Regions from separate parts of the Homo sapiens genome. Here region 2 is linked to region 1. A link is an interaction called in ENCODE POLR2A ChIA-PET data of the cell type or tissue named here. Cell type or tissue: Panc1. All regions are shown on one strand. Links, peaks and the distances in the headings refer to the core of each region. The heading gives the core; the rest is flanking DNA. Region 1 holds the start of LOC124901142 (a long non-coding RNA gene). Region 2 overlaps EIF4E1B (eukaryotic translation initiation factor 4E family member 1B).

Region 1 (5,349 bases), core at 1-5,000:
GGAGATCTTTATTAGAAGAGAGGTGGGTAGCAGGTTCGAGCTGTATTAAGATTGCCTTATGAAATTGGATTTATTGAGGGAAATGCATCTTTCATTTTTCTATTCTATAAGCAATCGCTGGATCAGATTCATTATCCAGACTGCCATTAAACAAACAGTTGTTGAAACTTATTAGATGCCAAGCATTATACCAAGCAGCAGTTGATGTACATTAACTCTTTTTTTAAGAAAAATATTTTAGACCATGTGTGGTGGCTCATGCTTGTAATCCCAGCACTTTGGGAGGCCGAGGCAGGTGGATCACCTGAGATCAGGAGTTCGAGACCAGCCTGGCCAACATGGCAAAACCTCGTCTCTACTAAAAATACAAAAATTAGCCAGGCATGGTGGCATGTGCCTGTAATCCCAGCTACTAGGGGGGCTGAGGCAGGAGGCTCACTTGAACCCGGGAGGTGGAGGTTGCAGTGAGCCAAGATCGTGCCACTGCACTCCAGCCTGGGCAACAGAGCGGGACTCTGTCTCAAAAAAAAAATTTTTTTTTAAGTAGAGACGGGAGTCTTGCTATGTTGTCCAGGCTGCTCTCAAACTGCTGCCTCAGAGGTTGAGATTACAGTGTTGAGATGAGTTGCCTCAGTGTTGAGATTACAGATGTGAGCCACCACACCTGGCCCCTTAACTCTTTTAAACCTTTTAATATAACAGTGTAAAGGGTTAATCTTGTTCATTTTAATAATGAAGAAACAGGTTCTGAGAGGTCAAATAGCTTTCACAAGTAGTAAGTGGTAGAGATTTAGAAATTTATATCCACAACCATCTTCTGTGTAACTTAATGGAGAAGTCAAGTACACACATGAATAATGGGTATGCGATATATATAGATATATATATATGTGTATATATGTATATTGTATATATACATATATATACGTGTGTGTGTGTATATATATATACATATATATATACACACATATATATATATACATATATATATATACACACATATATATACACATATATATATACACACATATATATATATATATATTTTTTTTTTTTTTTTTTTTTTTTTTTTTGAGACAACATATCTCTGTTGCCCAGGCTGAAGTGCAGTGGCGTGATCATAGTTCATTGCAACCTCAAACTCCTGGGCTCAAGTGATCCTCCCACCTCAGCCTCCTAAGTGGCTAGGACTAGAAGTGCCTGGCTAATTTTTGTCTGTTTGTTTTTGAGACGGAGGCTTGCTCTGTTGCCCTGGCTGGGGTGCAGTGGTGCGATCTCGGCTCACTGCAGCCTCTGCCTCCCAGGTTTAAGCTATTCTCTTGCCTCAGCCTCCTGAGTAGCTGGGATTACAAGTGCCTGCCACCATGCCTGGCTAATTTTTGTATTTTTAGTACAGACAAGGTTTCCCCGTGTTGGCCAGGCTGGTCTCGAACTCCTGACCTCAGGTGATCCACCTGCCTCGGCCTCCCAAAGTGCTCGGATTACAGGCGTGAGCCACCGGACCTGGCCAGCAGGTAACATTTATTAAGTATCTACTATGCCTTAGGCATGGTGTTAATGTATAACTATTATGTTTAATCCTTACAGCAGTTTACAAAGTACCATAGGTGGTATGCATAATGAAGCAGATCTATTGATGTATTTACTCAAGGTGATTAAGCTACTAGGTAGTGGAATTCTAGTGGGTCTAGATCTGGACTTGATGGCTGAGTTCTTACTAATATACCTTGCTACTTTGGAAGAGGAATAGAGTTTCAACATGTGTTGGGCAGAATATTCAAAGCTAAAGAAATAGCTTGCACAAGGTAGGGAGATGGGAAAGTGAAGTGTCTGTGGTGATGAACTGAAGAGTATTGAAAGTGGACAATAAGACTAGAAAGGTAAATTAAAGCCAGATTTTGGAGGCCTTTCAAAGCTGTTCACAATGTTTAAACTTTAATCTGTAGATGAGGGGAGCCATCAAAGGATTTTTCAACTAGGGAGTGACACTAGGTTTCAGGTTTGCTTCATTAGCAGTATGGAGTATGTGTTTGGAATCTCCACAGGGGTCAGTACAGAACAGGATGACACTGCTAGGAGTTGGTTCTCAATATGTTTCTTCATTTGGTATATTGAAATCAGTAAAAGTAAAATATTTTGGAAATCTCAGGTTTCCTGTATTTCAATTTTTTTATGATGTTATTTGGTTAGAACTCCCCAAGGCATTTTATTTCATATCATGTTTCTCAGCCCATTTGATATCTTCCAGGATTTTTCTACAGTTCTCCACTTCTGTTTATTTTGGAACCAGTTGAATATGAATAACTATTGCAGACAATTGTTTTCAGCTATTTCAGATGGGAAAGAATAAGGACATAGGTTTTAAGGAGAGCTAATGCAGGTATGTGGAAGGTTACTTTTATTGGCGTTCATTTTCCCAAATTTCCAAATATAGCAGACTCTCCTAGTGTCTTGGTTTACTGCCTCTAGGTTGCTGTTTGAACAACTGGAGAAGGATGACATGGACAGAGAGAAGGGGGAATTAAAGGAGTTATGCAGGCCAGCAGAGGAAGAAATGATCCCTTTTCTGCTTGCACAGGAGGAAGAAATTTATGACCCTCATCCTTTTAAATGATAGCCTGAACGCTGGGCTGTAGAATCAAATTTATAAGTCATTTTGAAAATCTTTCTTTTGGCTTCACCTGACTATATTACCTAAAGGAAAAAAAAACACATGGTGCTTTTTGTTCATGTATTTAAAACAGAACATACAGTGGTCCATTTGAGGGTTTTTTGCCAGAGAATTTGGCACTGTTGAGAAAACAAGAGCTTTGAAAATCCAGGCAAACATGACTTAACTTTTCAACAGCTTATGGTGAGTTCTGTGATCTTGAACAGGTTCTCACTTCTTTGAACCTCTTTCATTTTCTATAAAATGGAGATACTGGCCGGGCGCAGTGGCTCACACCTGTAATCCAAGCACTTTGGGAGGCCGAGGCTGGCAGATCACGAGGTCAGGAGTTCAAGACCAGCCTAGACAACATGGTGAAACCCCGTCTCTACTAAAAATACAAAAAAATTAGCTGGGCGTCGTGTCAGGTGCCCATAATCCCAGCTACTCGGAAGGCTAAGGCAGGAGAATTGCTTGAACCCAGGAGGCGAAGGTTGCAGTGATCCGAGACCGCACCACTGCACTCCAGCCTGGGCAAGAGCGAGACTCTAAAAAAAAAAAAATTGGAGATACTATTATCTAGTTCACAACATTCTTTTTATTTTTTACTTTAAAAAATCTAGTAGGCTGGGTGCCATAATCTCAGCACTTTGGGAGGCCGAGGCAGGCAGATCACTTGAGGCCAGGAGTTCGAGACCAGCCTGACAAACATGGTGAAACCCCGTATCTACTGAAAATATAAAAATTAGCCAGACATAGTGGCATGCACCTGTAATCCCAGCTACTCGGGAGGGTAAGGCAGGAGAATCACTTGAATTCTGGAGGCGGAGGTTGCAGTGAGCCGAGATCGTGCCACTGCACTCCAAGCCTGGGCAACAGAGTGCGACTCCGTCTCAAAATAAATAAATAAAAATAAAAATACAAAAAAAGTTAGCCCAGTGTGGTGGCACAGGCCTGTAATCCCAGCTACTCAGGAGGCTGAGGCATGGGAATCACTTGAACTCAGGAGGTGGAGGTACCAGTGAGCCAAGATCGTGCCACTGCACTCTAACCTGGGCAACAGAGCCAGATTCTGTCTGAAAAAAAAAAAAAAAAAAAAAAAAAAAAAAAAAATCTAATAATACATGCTTGTTGGAAGTTAGCAACATACAATTGTATTTTAAAAAGTAATCAAATCTTATTTTATTTCCCCATTCTAATTCCAGGTTTGTTGTTTATCTTTGTGTATTTTTGTCTTCTGCATACACAGCTTAATGTGGAAGCTCTCTTAACCTTAACCTTCACTTGACTGATTAATTGGAGCAGATATCCTCCTTTTCCTAAACTCTATTCTGTAATATGTTCAAGCATTTCTGCAAACTCTACTCTGTAATGCACTCAAGTGTCTCACCAGTCAAGTTGTATTCCTGACAAGAGGCAGTTATATTTGCTCCCAAACTAGTGTGTGCTGGTTATGTTTGTCACATGTGTTTAATTAAACACTACATAAACCTGTAAAATACCAGTGCAAAAAGAGTTTTCATCGATACGAAAACTAAATTAAAAGCTTTAAACAGGCTCTGTCTGGGGAAATTGCTAAAAAAAAAAATTGTTGTTTAGTTAGGTGTGGGCAAGTTAACTGTAAATGACTTAGGGAGAAATCATTGAGATACAACATTGTACACTTACTGCTTGGCAAGTGTTTAAGGTTGCACTACACTTAAGGAAATCAAATCAGTATGGGTTATGCTAAAAAGATCCCAGCCTGGGCAACATGGTGAAACCTCATCTCTACTAAAACTACAACAAAAAAATTAGCTGGTCGTAGTGGCGCATGCCTGTGGGCCTGTGATCCCAGCTACTTGGGAGACTGAGGTGGGAGCATCACCTTAGCCTAGGAGGTGAAGGCTGCAGTGGGCTGTGATTGCACCACTGCACTCCAGCCTGGGTGACAGAGTGAGACCCTGTCTCAAAAAAAAAAGTAAAAAATAGCCAGGCACAGTGGTGCACGCCTGTAATCCCAGCACTTTGGGAGGCTGAGGTGGGCAGATCACCTGAGGCCAGGAGTTTGAGACCAGCCTGGCCAACATGGTGAAACCCCATCTCTACTAAAATACAAAAATTAGCCAGATTTGGTGGCGGGTGCCTGTAATCCTAGCTACTCAGGAGGCTGAGGCAGGAGAATTGCTTGAACCTGGGAGGCAGAGGTTGCAGTGAGCCAAGGTCGCACTAGTGCACTCCAGCCTGGGTGACAGAGTGAGACTCCCTCTCAAAAAACTAAAAATAAAAACTAAAGAAGTTCCAAGGAGTGCTAGTGGATTCATTCCCTAAAGAAAACGATAGGCTTTTATCAGAAACTTATGTTCATGTGAGTACTTTATGTTAAAATGAAATATTTACATAAATATTCATTTATGTAAAAATGAAAACATGTAAAATGTTAAAATGAATATTTTTATTACTTTGACTTCAGTTAATTGATTAGTTATGGGTCTCATTCTCATTGGGTAAGAGAACTTCTGTCTTTGTCTTATAGAGATATGATTATATTATACTTAACTCTGCATAGCATAGGTAAGTAGTCATGAAGACTGACTGGGTTTGTTTGATTGAGACAGAGTTTTGCTCTTGTTGCCCAGGCTGCAGTGCAGTGGTGTGATCTCAGCTCACTGCAACCTCCACCTCCTGGGTTCAAGCAATTCTCCTGCCTCAGCCTCCCG
Region 2 (5,380 bases), core at 1-5,000, 180 kb after region 1:
TTGAGGGAGGGGGACAACGCGGCGTGTGAAGAGTGGGGAAGAAATCACGCGACTGGATTTGGAGTTCTGCTGGGCTCGAATCTCAGCTGTGCTTTTTATTAACCGTGGGACCTTGAGCTACTCGGCTCTCCTTTCTGAATGACAGTTTCCTCCTCTGTAAAACAGGAATGGTTAATTCAACGAATGTTTACTGAGCGCTTAGTCCAGTGGTGCAGGTTTAAGGCTGGAGGCAGCGGAAAAGGAAAACAAGGTTCCTGGTCTCGGGAAGCTTACCATGGGGGTGTCTGTACGCGTGTGTGTTCGTGCGCTCAGTGGTGGAAGACAGGACAGAAAATAAACGGATCAACATCCAAAGCAACAAGGTCATTACAGCTTGTAAGTTGTGAAGGTAACGGTGATGTAACACGGGGACTAGAGGAGGGGTGCTTGAGACAGGGTGCTCAGGGAAGGCCTCTACCAGCAGGTGAATTGTAGCAGAGACTCCAGAGAGGCACCATGACACCACGATGGGTGAGGACAAGATCCATAGAGAGTGCAAGTGCAAAGGCTCCAAGGCAGGACTGTGCTGACAAAAGACAGCGCAGCTGGAGAGCCAGGATGGAGGGAGGTGGAGAACAAAACCACTTTTTTGTGTGCTTACGGTGGGGACTGTCAAAATGATCACAGAATGCCAGGCACACAGTAGGCCCTCAGTTGGTTCTATGATAGAATTATGCCCAAGAAGCTGTAGTATCCCAGAGGAAAGGGACTCTGACAACTTAGGGGAGTCAGGAAAGGACATAAAAAAGAGGTGACAACTGAACTGTGGCCTGACAGGAAGGGGACTATTTCATCGAGCAGGCTAGGGAGAAAGAGAATTTTAGGCTGTGGGTACAGCATGGGCAAAGGCACTGTGGCCAGAAATGCAGGGTGTGTAAGTGACAGGTAATTAGGCGAGGGGGCCACCAGCAGCCAGACTGCAAAAAAAAAAAAAAAGGAAAAAACCCAACCAACCAAACAAAAAACATTCACAGGCCGCTGGTAGAACTGCAAATTGGCGCAGACATTTTGGAAGGCAATCTGGCAATGTTTACCAAGCATAAATGCATGCGCCTTTGGAGCCAACAGCTCCCCTTCCAGGAATTGATCCCGTGCGACTCTAGCCATACATGCACACAAAGATACCTGTGCAAGGATGTTCACTGTAGCATGTTTTTTTGTAGCAAAAAACTGAAAATGATCTAAATGATCATCTGTACAGGACTGGCTAGCTAACTGTGGCACATCCACCCAGTGCAATGCCACACTATGGTTGGCAAAGATGAGCTAGACCCATGTGTGCTGACATGGGAGTGTGCCAAGATGTGGTGGTAAGTGTGAGAAGCAAGGTGCCAAACTGGAATGTGTGGAATGAGCCAATTTTGATACAAAGGGAATTATATTTTATGTATAAGTACTTATAATTTTCTATGTGTCAAATATATATTATATACTAACATATACATACTTATCACATACTATATACATTATACACAGACACCTTATATACAAACATACACATATTTATGGCTAGATATACAATTCTTTTTTCTTTCTTGTTTTTTTGAGATGGAGTCTCCCTCTGTCACCCAGGCTGGAGTGCAGTGGTGCAATCTTGGGTCACTGCAACCTCCACCTCCAGGGTTCAAGCAATTCTCCTGCCTCAGCCTCCCAAGTAGCTGGGATTACAGGCATGTGCCACCACGCCCAGCTAATTTTTGTATTTTTAGTAGAGACAGGTTTTCACCATGTTGGCCAGGCTGGTCTCGAACTCCTGACCACAAGTGATCGGCCCACCTAGGCCTCCCAAAGTGCTGGGATTATAGGCATGAGCCACCTCACCTGGCCACACCTCTGTAATAATTTCTGAGAAAACTGTTAAAGGGAGTTGCACCTAGGAAACGGGACTGAGAGGGTTCAGGGAAGGAAGTTTCACATTCCATTGCCTTCCTTACTGGTGCTGTTTGATTATTTTCCCTTGGATAGTATTTTACTTGTGTTATTTTAAGAACTAGCATGGAGGGTACCTGCAGTTATTTTTGGTCTCTCAGCATTAAAATTGCCCCCTTCCCATGTTTAGAGGGGTCCCCCACCTTCTGAGGCAGAACCCACCTTCCCCTCTGAGAGATGACTATGCCAGATAATTGCTTTCTCAGTCTTCCTTGCAGCCAGGACATGTGACTGACAGGTGCAGCTCCAGACTTGGGACCTGAAGCTAGTCCCAGGAAGCAGCAGGGAAGCAGAGGGCGGGGTGGGGGAGGGGTGTGTTCTGGTGTGGAAAAGTGGTGGTGGCAGCTCCTGCCAAGGACCATTGGCAGCAGTGACACTCACTGTGGGAGTGTCCAACACCAACAGGACAAGCTGCACTGTCCATGCCCAGCCATGGCATCGGGATTCTTCATAGGTCTGCCTGGTAGTGGGATTTGGGGCATCATTTCAGGCTGTGTGGTCTCCAGCGTGGATTTTCTAGCTATCCTGGAGATTATTTGAGCTGTCCAGTGTTTTTTTTGTTTGTTTGTTTGTTTGTTTGTTTGTTTTAAGAGATAAGGTTTCACTGTATCACCCAGGCTGGAGTGCAGTGGCACAGTCAATCATAGCTTACTGCAGCCTCGAACTCCTGGTCTCAAGTGATTCTCTCATCTCAGCCCTTTCAGTAGATGAGACTACAGGTGCGTGCCACCATGCCAGGCTAATTTAAAAAATATTTATTATTTGTTTGTGATTTACTTATTTATTTTTCGTAGAGACAGGGTATTTGTTTGTGATTTACTTATTTATTTTTTGTTGAGACAGGGTCTCACTAGGTGGCCCAGGCTGGTCTCGAACTCCTGGCCTCAAATGATCCTCCCACCTCAGCCTACCAAAGTGCTGGGATTACAGGTATGAGCTATTGTACCTGGCCCATGAGCTGCCCAGTATTTAATAAACTCCTTATTTGCTTAAATCACCCAGAAGTGATTTCTGTGGCTTGGGATTAAGAACTCCTGATGCCAGAGTACAAGATAAAGAAAGATGAAGGAGGATGGAGGAGCGGGGAGAAGGAGGAAGAGAGAAAGAAGATGAAATGAAGCGTGTCTGAACTTCAGATCACAGGAAACAAGAAGTCACTGAAGGATTTTAAGCACAAGAGACCTAATGAGATTTGCATTTTATGGGGCCAAACGGAGATGGGTTGGAGGAGGATAAGGCTGGCTGTAGAAAGATCAGTAGGAGGCTGGGGCAGACTCCAGAGGAGGGACAAGGACGCCTGAACTACAGAAGCCCGGGTGACGCTGGAGCAGGGCTGGAAGGAGAGACGTGAACATCACTTGGGAGTAACTTATTAGGTGTTATGGGAGACGGAGAAGGACAAGTTGAGGAAGATTCCCAGGTTTCTGGTTTGGACAATGGGGTGAGTGATGTTGCTGCAAAATGAAATAGGCATTGAGGGGGTGGAGCAGCTTGGTGGGGGGATGATGATGAGCTTGTCTGGGGGAATGACAGACAAGCTGGAGGAGGTGTCCAGCAGACACTAGGGTATCTGAGCCCAGAGCTCAGGAAAGCACTCCAGGCTGGCTTCAGATGCAGATTTGAGCCACGGTGTACTCAGAATTCTTTAACAAATGGCACAAATGGCTCTCCAAGGTTGGGGCGGGAAAAGGGTAGGCAGGAAGGAACACCTAGATTTGTGGTTTGCCAATGTCCTTGGGGTAAAATACTCCCACCACAGTTGATTCCAAGCTGTCAGTGTGATGTCATTGAACAGAAAATTGGTTCAGTTATCTAGAATTTTCATGAGACAGATAACGTAGATAAAAATAACCTTAAGAGCACAGATAATAGTAAAATAACTAGGAAGTTATGTGTTTTGAGTATTATCTATGTTTTTTAAACATAATGTAACTATAACTTTATATAATTTAATTTTTAACAATGTAATGGCTTTAACAACTGGCTCACACAATTCCTGAAGTTTTTTTTTTTTTCTTTTTTTTTTTTTCGAGACAGAGTCTTGCTGTGATGCCCAGGCTAGAGTGCAGTGGCGTGATGTCGGCTCACTGCAACCTCTGCCTCCTGGGTTCAAAGGATTCTCCTGCCTCAGCCTCCTGAGTAGCTGGGATTACAGGCACCCGCCACCACACCTGGCTAATTTTTGTATTTTTAGTAGAGACAGGGTTTCACCATGTTGGCCAGGCTGGTCTCGATCTCCTGACCTCATGATCCGCCCACCTCAGCCTCCCAAAGTGCTGGGATTACAGGCATGAGCCACCACGCCCAGCCAGATTCCTGAAGTTTTAACAATTGTTCTTGTGAGCCAAGTGAGATCAGTGCCCCACTGGGTTTGGAGTCATTAGCATAGAGGTGGTGGCTGGAGCCATAGGGCTGAGTGTGATCGTCCGGGGGTGCACGGAGAGTGAAAAGAAGAGAGTGCCCGGAACAGACTCCTGAGGTGCTGCAAACTTCGGGGTGGCCAGAAGCAGAGGAACCTGGAGAAAGACTGAGAAGGCTCTGGCAGTGAGAAAGAAGGACAAGCTGAAGAGAGTGCACAAAGACCTTGGGGATAGAGGTCGACGAGATAAATGCTAGAGGGAGGCCGAAGGAGACCAGCAGTGGAGAGTCTGCGATGGATGGGCAGCAAGTGGGTGACTGGGGAGCTGAATAGCAGTGAGCGCAAAGAGGGAAGGGGCAGCAGGGGACAGCCTCCAGGAGAAAGTGACATTCGAGCTGGGTTTTGAAAGATGAGAAGGACCTTACAAGTGGTGGTGAGCATTCCCAGCAAGGGATCTAGCAGGTGGGACAGTCCAGAGTGTCGAGGTAACAGAAAATAGGTTAAATTCTGAGTCAGGCAGGAAGTTCGTTTGGCTGCTAGCACAGAAGCTTAGGCAAAGCAGGCATTTATTCTTTCACTTAAACAAGTCCAGTGGTGGGCAGTCCACAGGTGGTGTGATGACTTCACAGTCATCAGGAACCCAGACTCCTACCTTTCTGATGCACCATTCTTAGTACATGCATTTCATCCTCATGGCCCAAGATGGCTGCTGCAGCTCCTGCCATCATGTTGATGCAGACAGCAGGAAGAGGGGAGGTAGGGTAAAAAGAATATCTGCCAGTTGTCTGTCTTTTTCTTTCTTTCTTTCCTTTTTTTTTGAGACGGAGTCTAGCTCTGTTGCCCAGGCCTGAGTACAATGGTGTAATCTCGGCTCACTGCAACCTCTGCCTCCCGGGTTCAAGCTATTCTCTTGCCTCAGCCTCCTGAGTAGCTGGAACCACAGGCACATGCCACCATGCCCGGATAATTTTTGTATTTTTAGTAGAGACGGGGTTTCACCTTGTTGGCTAGGCTGGTCTCGAACTCCTGACCTCAGGTGATCTGCCCGCCTCA

What was found. ChIA-PET counts read pairs that join two places held together with the same protein. Peaks named below come from ENCODE experiments on the same cell type or tissue, not always from the same donor. Only the 100,000 strongest peaks of a DNase experiment are listed, where the experiment ranks them.
Region 2: POLR2A ChIA-PET joins it to region 1 with 5 read pairs; 5 of 35 experiments call an interaction of 5 or more read pairs at or near these places.

Annotation. Positions count from the first base shown.
Region 1 is chr5:176,450,849-176,456,197 of GRCh38, forward strand. All of the region lies in intron 1 of FAF2 (Fas associated factor family member 2), which reads left to right. It overlaps LOC124901142 (a long non-coding RNA gene), which reads left to right and starts at 1,467. Exons shown (of 2, transcript XR_007059070.1): 1 at 1,467-2,380; 2 at 2,470-4,149. In Panc1, for the core only: no CTCF peak of the experiment used is centred there; no DNase peak of the experiment used is centred there.
Region 2 is chr5:176,630,690-176,636,069 of GRCh38, forward strand. EIF4E1B (eukaryotic translation initiation factor 4E family member 1B) reads left to right here. Exons shown (of 9, transcript NM_001099408.2): 1 at 1-375. Among named protein-coding and RNA genes, the nearest start is that of EIF4E1B, 2.7 kb to the left of the region's middle. RefSeq lists a silencer at 1-26. In Panc1, for the core only: no CTCF peak of the experiment used is centred there; no DNase peak of the experiment used is centred there; H3K4me3 peaks cover 332 bases; H3K27me3 peaks cover 1,365 bases.